3 separate regions of the Homo sapiens genome follow, and regions 2 and 3 are each linked to region 1. A link is a contact called in ENCODE Hi-C or POLR2A ChIA-PET data. All regions are on one chromosome and are shown on one strand. The core of a region is the stretch at or near the end of the contact, and the rest is flanking DNA. Distances in the headings are between cores, read along the strand shown.

Region 1 (3,090 bases), core at 361-2,860:
ACATGGTGAAACACTGTCTCTACAAAAAATACAAAAATTAGCCAGATGTGGTGGCATGCGCCTGTAGTCCCAGCTACTCAGGAGGCTGAAGTGGGAGGATCACCTGAGCCCAGGAGGTTGAGGCTGCAGTGAGCTGTGATTGCACCAGTACCCTCCAGACTGGGCAACAGATCAAGACTCTGTCTCAAAAAAAAAAAAAAAAAAATACACACACACACACACACACACACACACACACACACACACACACACAGTGATTTTTTTGATGCCATGCTTTTTTTTTTTTTTTTTTTTTTGAGACGGAGTTTCGCTCTTGTTGCCCAGGCTAGAGATCTCAGCTAACTGCAACCTCTGCCTTCCGGGTTCAAGCAATTGTCCTGCCTCAGCCTCCCTAGTAGCTGGGATTACACGCACCTGCCACCATGCCCAGCTAATTTTTTGTATGTTTAGTAGAGACGGGGTTCACCATGTTGGCCAAGCTGGTCTCGATCTCCTGACCTCGGGCAATCGATCCGCCTCAGCCTCCCAAAGTTCTGGGATTACAGGTGTGAGCCACCATGCCCAGCTGATGCCATGCTTTCTTAAAATATCATGTGTAAAAGCTTTTAAATAGTCTATTTACAGTTGCTAAGTAATATTTAAGTTCTCTAAAGTCAACTTGAATGTACAAATTACTTTCAAGTCTTGGACAGTTTTTGCCTGTGAGGACTTCCCCATAATCACTAAGAACCTCAGCCCTACTCTGCCCTTGACCTCAGAGTTTCCTTGCCCTCTTGTCGGATTGCTGCCTTGAGAAAGTTCAGACAGAAGCAAGCTTTCTAATCAAGTGCCACCTAATGGTGTGTCAAAATTTGGCTGCCTCAAGTCTTAAATGCACAAATGAATTTTACTGAGTTTGAGGCCAGAATCAAGGACTTATGGTTAGAGGCTGAATGCATGATGGCTGTGTGAATTTGGGGCCTGATGGTGTCTGGCAGTTCATTTTTTCCAAAAGGATGGAGCTGTCTTCTATTTCCTCTTAAATGGAAAAAATTGGCCAGGCAAGTTGGCTCATGCCAGTAATCCCAACACTTTGGCTGGAGGATTGCTTGAGCCCAGGAATTCAAGACTAGCCTGGGCAACATAGGGAGACCCCATCTCTACAAAAAATACAAAAATTAGCCAGGCGTGGTGGCATGTGCCTGTATTAGTCCTAGCTCCTTGGGAGGCTGAGGTGGGAGGGTCTCTTGAGCTTGGAAGGAAGAGGTTGCAGTGAGCCGTGATAAGGAAGAGGTTGCAGTGAGCCGTGATTGCACCACTGCACTCCAGATGGGTGACAGAGGGAAATCCTGTCTCAAAAATAAAATAAAAACATAAAGGGAAAAAAATTATCCTAAAATATTCTATATGGAAAACAAAGAGATAAAAGCTCTGACAGGCATAATGGTCCCACAAAGATCCATGTCCCAATCCCTGCAACCTGTAAGTACATTATGTAACATGCAAAAGGGCCATTGCAGATGTAATTAAGGTGACAGTTCTTAAAATACAGAGATTATTCTGGGTGATCCAGTGAGCCCAGTCTAATCATGTGAGCCTTTAAAAGCAGAGAACTTTCTCCTGCAGGAGGCAGGAGAGATAAGGCAGAAGTCAGAGAGATTCAACGCTTGAGAAGGAGTTAGTGAGCCTTTGCTGGCTTTGAAGGTGAAGGGGCAACGTGACCAGGCGCACAGGAAACCTCAAGAGGCTCAAGGCCAACAGAAAGGAAACGGGACCTCAGCCCTAGCACCACAAGGAGCTGAATTTGACCAACAGCCTGAATAAGCTTGTTAGCAGTTTCCTTCCCAGAGCCTCCAGGAAGTAACAAAGCCCTGCTGCCACCTTGATTTCAGCATTTAGAGACCCTAAGGACAGTACCTTGCCAAGCCCACCCACCAGACTTCTGACTACAGAACTGTGAGAGGCCAGGCGCGGTGGCTCACGTCTGTAACCCCCACATTTTGGGAGGACAAAGCGGGGGAGTAACTTGAGGTCAGGAGTTTGAAACCAGCCTGGGCAACCTGTCTCTATTTATAAAAATCGTTTGTGCGTGTAGAACTGTGAGATAATAAATGGGTGCTGTTTTAAGCTACTAAGTTTGTGGCAATCTGTTACACAGCAATAGAAAACTAATATATGAGCTGCTTGCAAGTAGAGACCCCATGTACTTAAAAGGTTCTCAGATAAGTAAGAGGAATGATTCTTAAATTTTAAAGTTGGGGCTGGGCACGGTGGCTCACATCTGTAATTCCAGCACTTTGGAAGGCTGAGGGAGACAGATCACTTGAGCCCAGAGGTTCAAGACCAGCCTGGCCAACATGGCTAAACCCCGTCTCTGCAAAAAATACAAAAATTAGCCAGGCGTGGTGGTGTACACCTGTAACCTCAGCTACTCTGGGGGCTGAGGCAGGAGGATTGGTTGAACCCCAGAGGCAGAGGTCGCAGTGAGCCAAGATTGCACCACTGCACTCCAGCCTGGGCGACAGAGTGAGAACTGGTCTTGAAAAAAAAAAAATTGGAAGACACATTTAGGGATATAAATAAAAACATGATGGGAGGTATTATATTAGATCACAGAATCAGGACTTTGGGGCTCACATGTTGGCCCTGATGTTGCACTCTGCCGTGGACATGGAACTGGCCTGACAGATTCAGCTATAGTTATAGAAATTCAGAAAGACACAAAGGCTGAAGACAAGTGGGAGATATGGAGCTCTTATTTGTGTCGGCTATCTGCAGGTTCTGTGAGACGGGAACAGTAATGGTGCTGTGTTTTGCCCTCAGCTTGCTGTCACTGGAGTTTTCTACCTACCTTGTACAAAGCCAATCCGTTATCCCCTGCCTCGCAGCATCAGTCCAGTCCTGCACTCGCCAGGAGTATCAAACAGCTGGAAGATGAGGGCACACTTTTCCTCCCTGGGAAAAAAGTCAGTCCTTTCAAGAAGTGAACATACAAGGCCGCTGGTCCCCTTTGAGGGGACAGGACCAAAACAAGAAAGTCATGTCTTGTCATCTGGTGTCTTGTTGTGTAAACCTCCATTCTATCCCATTTCCATAAATTCTTTCAAAGGT
Region 2 (3,090 bases), core at 429-2,928, 240 kb after region 1:
CCACCACCTCCACCTACATTTCTGCCTCTACACTTAAAGTTAACAAGAAAACCAAAGGGCTCATTGATGGCCTTACTAAGTTTTTTACACCATCACCTGATGGTCGCAGATCACGAGGTGAAATTATAGACTTTTCAAAGCACTATCGTCCAAGGAAAAAGGTCTCTCAGAAACAGTCATGCACTTCTCATGTGTTGGCTACAGGTACCACACAAAAGCTAAAACCTCCACCTTCTTCACTTCCACCCCCAACCCCCATCTCCGGTCAGAGCCCCAGTTCACAAAAGTCCAGCACGGCCACTTCTTCTCCCTCTCCCCAGAGTTCTTCCAGCCAGTGCAGTGTGCCCTCCCTGAGCAGCCTTACCACTAACAGCCAGCTGAAGGCACTCTTTGATGGGCTTTCTCATATCTATACCACTCAGGGACAGTCTCGCAAAAAGGGACACCCGAGTTATGCACCACCCAAACGTATGCGTCGTAAAACTGAATTATCTTCCACGGCAAAATCTAAAGCCCACTTCTTTGGCAAAAGAGATATTAGAAGTCGGTTTATTTCTCACTCCTCCTCCTCTAGCTGGGGGATGGCTAGAGGAAGTATTTTTAAAGCAATTGCTCACTTCAAGCGAACAACTTTCCTTAAAAAGCACAGGATGCTAGGCAGATTAAAATATAAAGTGACCCCTCAGATGGGGACCCCCTCACCAGGGAAGGGGAGCTTGACAGACGGAAGGATTAAACCTGATCAGGATGATGGTAAGCAAAAGGTCAAAGCTCCAACCAAACCTGCGTCCCGTCCCTTTCTCCCCAACCCTGAAAAAAATCAACCAATCAATTCCTATTTGTCACATAGGTCTTAGCTATTTCTCTTGTTCTCACTTCACTTTCATACAGAAGCAGTGAAACTTTGACCTTTTTCTAATGCTGACTAAACCTCCAAAATGTTGTTTTTCCAACTAATACTCTCCCACCTTTTATTATTTATTTCCATTCGTAGTGACACTAGGACCCCCAGATGCCTTCATAGCATTGCTTATGGCTTTGTAGTCCCGCATGAGTAGCCACTGCCATGCTTCTGCCATGCTCTCCCCCATGTCACCTCTGCAGCCACAGCGCTGTTCAGTTGTGTGCTGTCAGTGCTTCCAACAGGGGGTGTTTCAGCTCTTCCCTCTGCTCCATTGCTTTCTCATGACAAAGTTCATCCTGCTTCCGTCTCAGCAAAGCCTGATCTGTGACTCTGTGATGTGTGCTTTTGGATGTGAGTGTGTCTGTGTGTGTATCCACCTTAGGGAGAAAACGGATTTCATAATTTCATTGAACAAATTGGCCCATTACATTTGCTACCCTTTATCAAACAAAAACCGAAACTGTGTCATTTGGACAAAGTGGTAGAATTTATTATCTCAAAAGTGATAATGGGAATGCTATAACTAGACATCGATAAAACTTCTAATCTTGGTTGAAAAATATGATTTCACTTTGTATTGCTCTTACTTTCCCTCATATATTTATTAAAGCTGTAAAAAGATGACAGTGATAAATTCAAATAAAAATTTGAGTATAGCAGGGAAAGGATACTGCTGGATCTATGAGCAGTGCTTAGATGTAAAAGCTTATTTATAAAGCTTTAAAAAAAATCCCTATTTGCCCAGTATGCTAATTTGGTGCCATTTTGGTAATATATGGTGGTTACTCATGATTCAAGTCAGTGAATACACTTTCTGCTGGTTTTAAATGACAGATACTGAAATAAAAATAAACATCAAACAAGAAAGTGCAGATGTAAATGTGATTGGAAACAAGGATGTCGTTACTGAAGAGGATTTGGATGTTTTTAAGCAGGCCCAGGAACTTTCTTGGGAGGTAAGGCGAGGATCCCACATTGTAGTAGCAAGTATAAGATGTGGCTTCTAACTATTAATATGGAATTACTGTGTTGATTTTATAGAGAATCCCTTTCAACATCCTTTGTGATTCTTTAGCCGTTATCATGCCCATTTCTACTGACTGTACATTCAAAAGCAATGACTTAGTAGAATTGTCGCCACTCTTAAAAGTAGGTATGGACTCAGCTGGTCTCACAAAATAAAACAGAGTAGCATTAGTTGAGGCAGATTTTGGAAAACATTTCTAGGTGTGAAGGAATAGATTTCTGATGAGTTTTGCCTAAATTTAGAAAATAACAATTTAAAATCATTAACAAAAAGAAGAACATCACTGTTAAATTCACCGATGTTTCTTCCAACACAGATGGCCAGCCATATGAAAAATGTCTCATATTTTTAGCTCTTCTGCATTGATGAAAACAATATTTTGTTTCACAATCAGTTGTAGTCAGTTTTATTTTTATTGTCCAGTAATTTCTTTAAGTGATTCCACTTTAATTCTGCTTAAGTTATTACCACCCAGATATTGACAGGTGAGGCTGTCAGACTTCTCAAAGACGAATCTAATATGAATTGTGAATTTGTTGTGTCAGTGACTACATTCGGTTTCTATGACCAGTGTGGTCAGGTAGACTCCCTACCCAACCCCACTTCCTGTTTTGTGGGGAAGGGGTTTTCTGTAGGCTCTTAACGCTTTATTTTTAGTAGCAGCCAGTTGGGCTAAATACTCCTGACAGTTTCTACCTTCAGAGCTATTGGGTATTTCCAACCCTCATTCTGCCCCGATCTATCAGGATGCCTTGTATCAGCTTTCCTTTGGCTAAGATAAATGTCAGATTTCCCCCAGTTATTAAGGTTGGAAGTCCTTGAACCAGCCCAGGTTGGAAATGGAGCAGGTCAAAACTCCTACGTTGATCAGTAGTGGGATTGTGCCCTTGAATGGCCACTTTACTCCAGCCTGGACAACACAGCAGGATGCCACCTCTTTTAAAAAAAGATTCGAAGTCCTTAAATATTATCTTTTTTTGGCCTACTTCTGACATTCATATGTAAACATGAACAGTAGGCCATTATCTGAAAGATACTGCTAATTCTAAAGTTTTTTCATTCCAACATGGTAAAACTGGCTTTTTTTATTCAAGAAATATTCTTGTTCTGTGTCAGGCACTGTACCAGACACCAGGGATACCACAGTGAATCTGGCAGG
Region 3 (3,090 bases), core at 217-2,716, 160 kb after region 1:
GGAGGCTGAGGTGGGTGGATCACTTGAGGTCAGGAGTTCAAAACCAGCCTGGCCAACATGGTGAAACCCCCGTCTGTACTAAAAATACAAAAAAAAAAAAAAATAGCCGAGCATGGTGGCAGGCACCTGTAATCTCAGCTACTTGGGAGGCTGAGGCAAGAAAGTTGCTTGAACCCAAGAGGCGGAGGTTGCAGTGAGCTGAGATTGCGCCACTGCACTCCAGCCTGGGTGACAGAGCAGTACTCCATCTCAAAAAAAAAAAATAGTATCAATGAATTCAAAGAAATAAAATGTTTTTCATGTACTCATGGAAACAACTATTTCTAAAATTCTAAATGAATTATTATTATTATTATTATTATTATTATTATTATTATTATTTGAGACGGAGTTTCTTTCTTGTCAGTCAGGCTAGAATGCAATGGCGCGATCTCGGCTCATGCAACTTCTGCCTCTTGGGTTCAAGGGATTCTCCTGCCTCACCCTCCCCAGTAGCTGGGATTACAGGCGCCTGCCACCATGCCTGGCTAATTTTGTATATTTTTAGTAGAGATGGGGTTTCACCACGTTGGCCAGGCTGGTCTCGAACTCCTGACCTCTGGTGATCCACCCACCTTAGCCTGTCAAAGTGCTGGGATTACAGGCATGAGCCACCGCGCCCGACCTCTAAATGAATTTTTAAAACTCCAGCATCTCACAAATGGTTCTTGAATAATTTTTCCTTAGCCTGCAGTGTTTAAGTTGGGTTTTGAAGGTTTTGTTACTCAATAGTCACCCTTTTTTGGGTGTAAGTTTGTCCTCTACTCCTGAGTAAGTAAGTGACCTTAGGGCAGTATTACCATGAAACAGATCTCACAAATAACATTGATACCAACATCATTATTTTTGGTCAAATGTTAAATAGTTAAAATTTGTCATCCTAGTCTATATTGAACTAATTTGAAATACCTTATATTTAAGCAAACTTTATTGTTTTTAACATAGCAAAACAATTAATAAAACTTTAAATCAATTACACATGAAACAGTAAGAAAGCAGTGCAAGATTAAAATCTCTAGGTAAGTGTTCTATAGTGTATAAGTAAGTTCTGTAGAACTTCAGAAAAAAGAGAGGTCAGTAGGATTCTTAGAGCAAAGTGTGATTTTATCTGTACTTTGGGTCAGAATAACTTTTCTGATTTTTTTTATTACTAACATACCTAAACACAGATAATGTTAACATTAATTAAGTGACCTTAGGGCAGTATCACAATGAAACATCTCACAAGTAACATTGATACTAACACAATTATTTTTAGTCAAATGTTAAATATTTAAAATTTGTCATCCTTGTCTATATTGAACTAATTTAAAATATCTTATTGAAATATATTATTAATTAATTCATATCAGACTTAGCTAGAGACACCTAATGTTCAAAACAGAAAGTAGAGGTGGATTGGGCCCAGTTGGCTCCAGTTGCTCAGAGGATGTGGTCAGTGCTGTTTTTGTACATCTTGAGCTCTGCTCACTCTGTCTGCGAGTAGGTTTTGCGTTTTGCTTGTTGGCTGTCTTGTTGGGGGTGGGAAAATGGCTGCCCATACCTTCTGCCAGGTGGGCAACCCCAAAGACTTTTCTTTTCCAGCGCACGTGTAGGAGCAGCCTGTTGGAGGCATGTGCCCATGCTTTAGACTGTCACCCAGGTCATGAGGACTGTGGTTTGAAGAGTGTGCTCACTCAACTGGCTAGGGGGTGAGGGCACTGTGTTTGACAACTGTCAAGGACTAGCGAGGTTCCCAGATGAAAGGGGGTGATATACCAGAAGAAGAGGCATGGGTGGGAAATGTGCATAGCAGTCCCAGCCAATAGCTATCACTGCCTACCACATAGTGCTACAAAACAGCGTAAGAATTATTCATTGAGTGCAAATGTTGGGGGAGTGGGGGTTAAACAGAGACCTATTCTAAGTGATTCTTGACTGTTTGTCCAGGTGTCATTCCTTGTTATAGGAGTTTTAAAAGCAGAAAATTCTCAACTGCTCATTCACCTAATACTCCATGAAAGTATATATTCTTGAGTGTCCTAAGTGTGTGTCCTTTGAAATGTTTATATATATAAAAGATATTTTAAGTATAAAATCTTAAATATCTTTTACACTTAAAATATCTTTTATATTTTATATTTGTGCTTTTATAAGTTAAAAAATGTGATCACCATGACCCTCTACTTGGATGTGACAACCCTCCATTTTATAAAATAATTACCGTTGAATCAAAATTTTTGCTCAACGTATGCTATCCAGTTACCTGTCAAAGCCAACTGAATGAATGATGAAAAGGTTCAGATCAAAAGCAACTGGCTTAACTTCACGGAGGTTTTCATGCTTTAATTTAAAATGTGTCTATGTCTAACTGATTATCTCTCACATTTTATAAAGAAATATTGACGTTCTGTAAAGTATGTAGTGACCTCACTTCTGGCTGTGTGGGCAGGTTTCACTGCAGGCCTCTGAAGCATTGATATTCCTGTAACCTTTGAGGCAAGATGTGTGTGTAGTGTATTAATGAGCTGATTGAAGTGATGTACAGTAATTTCATCCTTGGGTAAAAACAGATGTGAAAGATTCTGTTTTAATATTTAATCAGCCTCCAAGCCTCTGTTGGCTTGTTTAAGTTGACCTGACAGCATTATACCTGGAAACACTTTGAATTAAACTCTGAGTGCTTGACCTTGTTCAAACAGTTGTAATTTAATAAGGCTGCTGTCTTGGTGGAGATAGTGTCGCTAATAGGCAAATCCTCTTCTGACTGGGATTGTTCTGTTTGTGAGTGCTGGGGTTGGAGAGATTCAGAGATTCTCATCAGTTTGTGGGGAGGAACTGGGATTTGAAGAAGTAAAAACAAATCTAAATTAAGAAAGTGTCTTTTAGAAGATCTTTAAAAACTTTTATTTTAATTTTTAGACATATAGAAGTAATGTTTTTAATGTCATTTTGATTAGGCTCATTTTGGTTGAAAGGAATGGAAAATCATTTGTTAAAAAGAGAGCTGGAAACTTGTCAGAAATCAAAGAAGTGCTAGGAGGACTGCATACTCACTCTGGCTCTCCTTGT

Evidence for each region. Hi-C counts contacts between places; a loop is a spot of excess contacts on that map. ChIA-PET counts read pairs that join two places held with the same protein, here RNA polymerase II (POLR2A). Pooled maps may share reads with other maps.
Region 2: a map with no recorded cell type shows a loop between it and region 1 (6-fold over the local background). The contact joins two enhancer-like sites. A Hi-C loop is called at or near these places in 4 of 37 single-sample maps with no recorded cell type and 4 of 50 pooled maps. POLR2A ChIA-PET finds 5 or more read pairs at or near these places in 2 of 52 experiments (OCI-LY7 and activated CD4-positive, alpha-beta T cell).
Region 3: a loop to region 1 is called in a pooled map, with 12 times the contacts of the local background. The contact joins two enhancer-like sites. A Hi-C loop is called at or near these places in 4 of 37 single-sample maps with no recorded cell type and 7 of 50 pooled maps. POLR2A ChIA-PET finds 5 or more read pairs at or near these places in 6 of 52 experiments (GM12878, H1, HEK293 and 3 more).

What each region holds. Positions count from the first base shown.
Region 1 is chr10:74,737,466-74,740,555 of GRCh38, forward strand. No RefSeq gene overlaps it. Among named protein-coding and RNA genes, the nearest start is that of KAT6B, 88 kb to the right of the region's middle. RefSeq lists an enhancer at 1,856-1,945. Within about 2 kb of position 1,611, at least 6 of the 41 ENCODE cell types and tissues checked have a DNase peak (open chromatin) inside an H3K27ac peak, as active enhancers do; they include GM12878, where a contact is called at or near this core.
Region 2 is chr10:74,975,578-74,978,667 of GRCh38, forward strand. It overlaps KAT6B (lysine acetyltransferase 6B), which reads left to right. Exons shown (of 18, transcript NM_012330.4): 8 at 1-753; 9 at 1,739-1,860. Among named protein-coding and RNA genes, the nearest start is that of SNORD172, 45 kb to the right of the region's middle. Within about 2 kb of position 1,679, at least 4 of the 41 ENCODE cell types and tissues checked have a DNase peak (open chromatin) inside an H3K27ac peak, as active enhancers do.
Region 3 is chr10:74,898,910-74,901,999 of GRCh38, forward strand. All of the region lies in intron 3 of KAT6B (lysine acetyltransferase 6B), which reads left to right. Among named protein-coding and RNA genes, the nearest start is that of KAT6B, 74 kb to the left of the region's middle. Within about 2 kb of position 1,467, at least 4 of the 41 ENCODE cell types and tissues checked have a DNase peak (open chromatin) inside an H3K27ac peak, as active enhancers do; they include GM12878, where a contact is called at or near this core.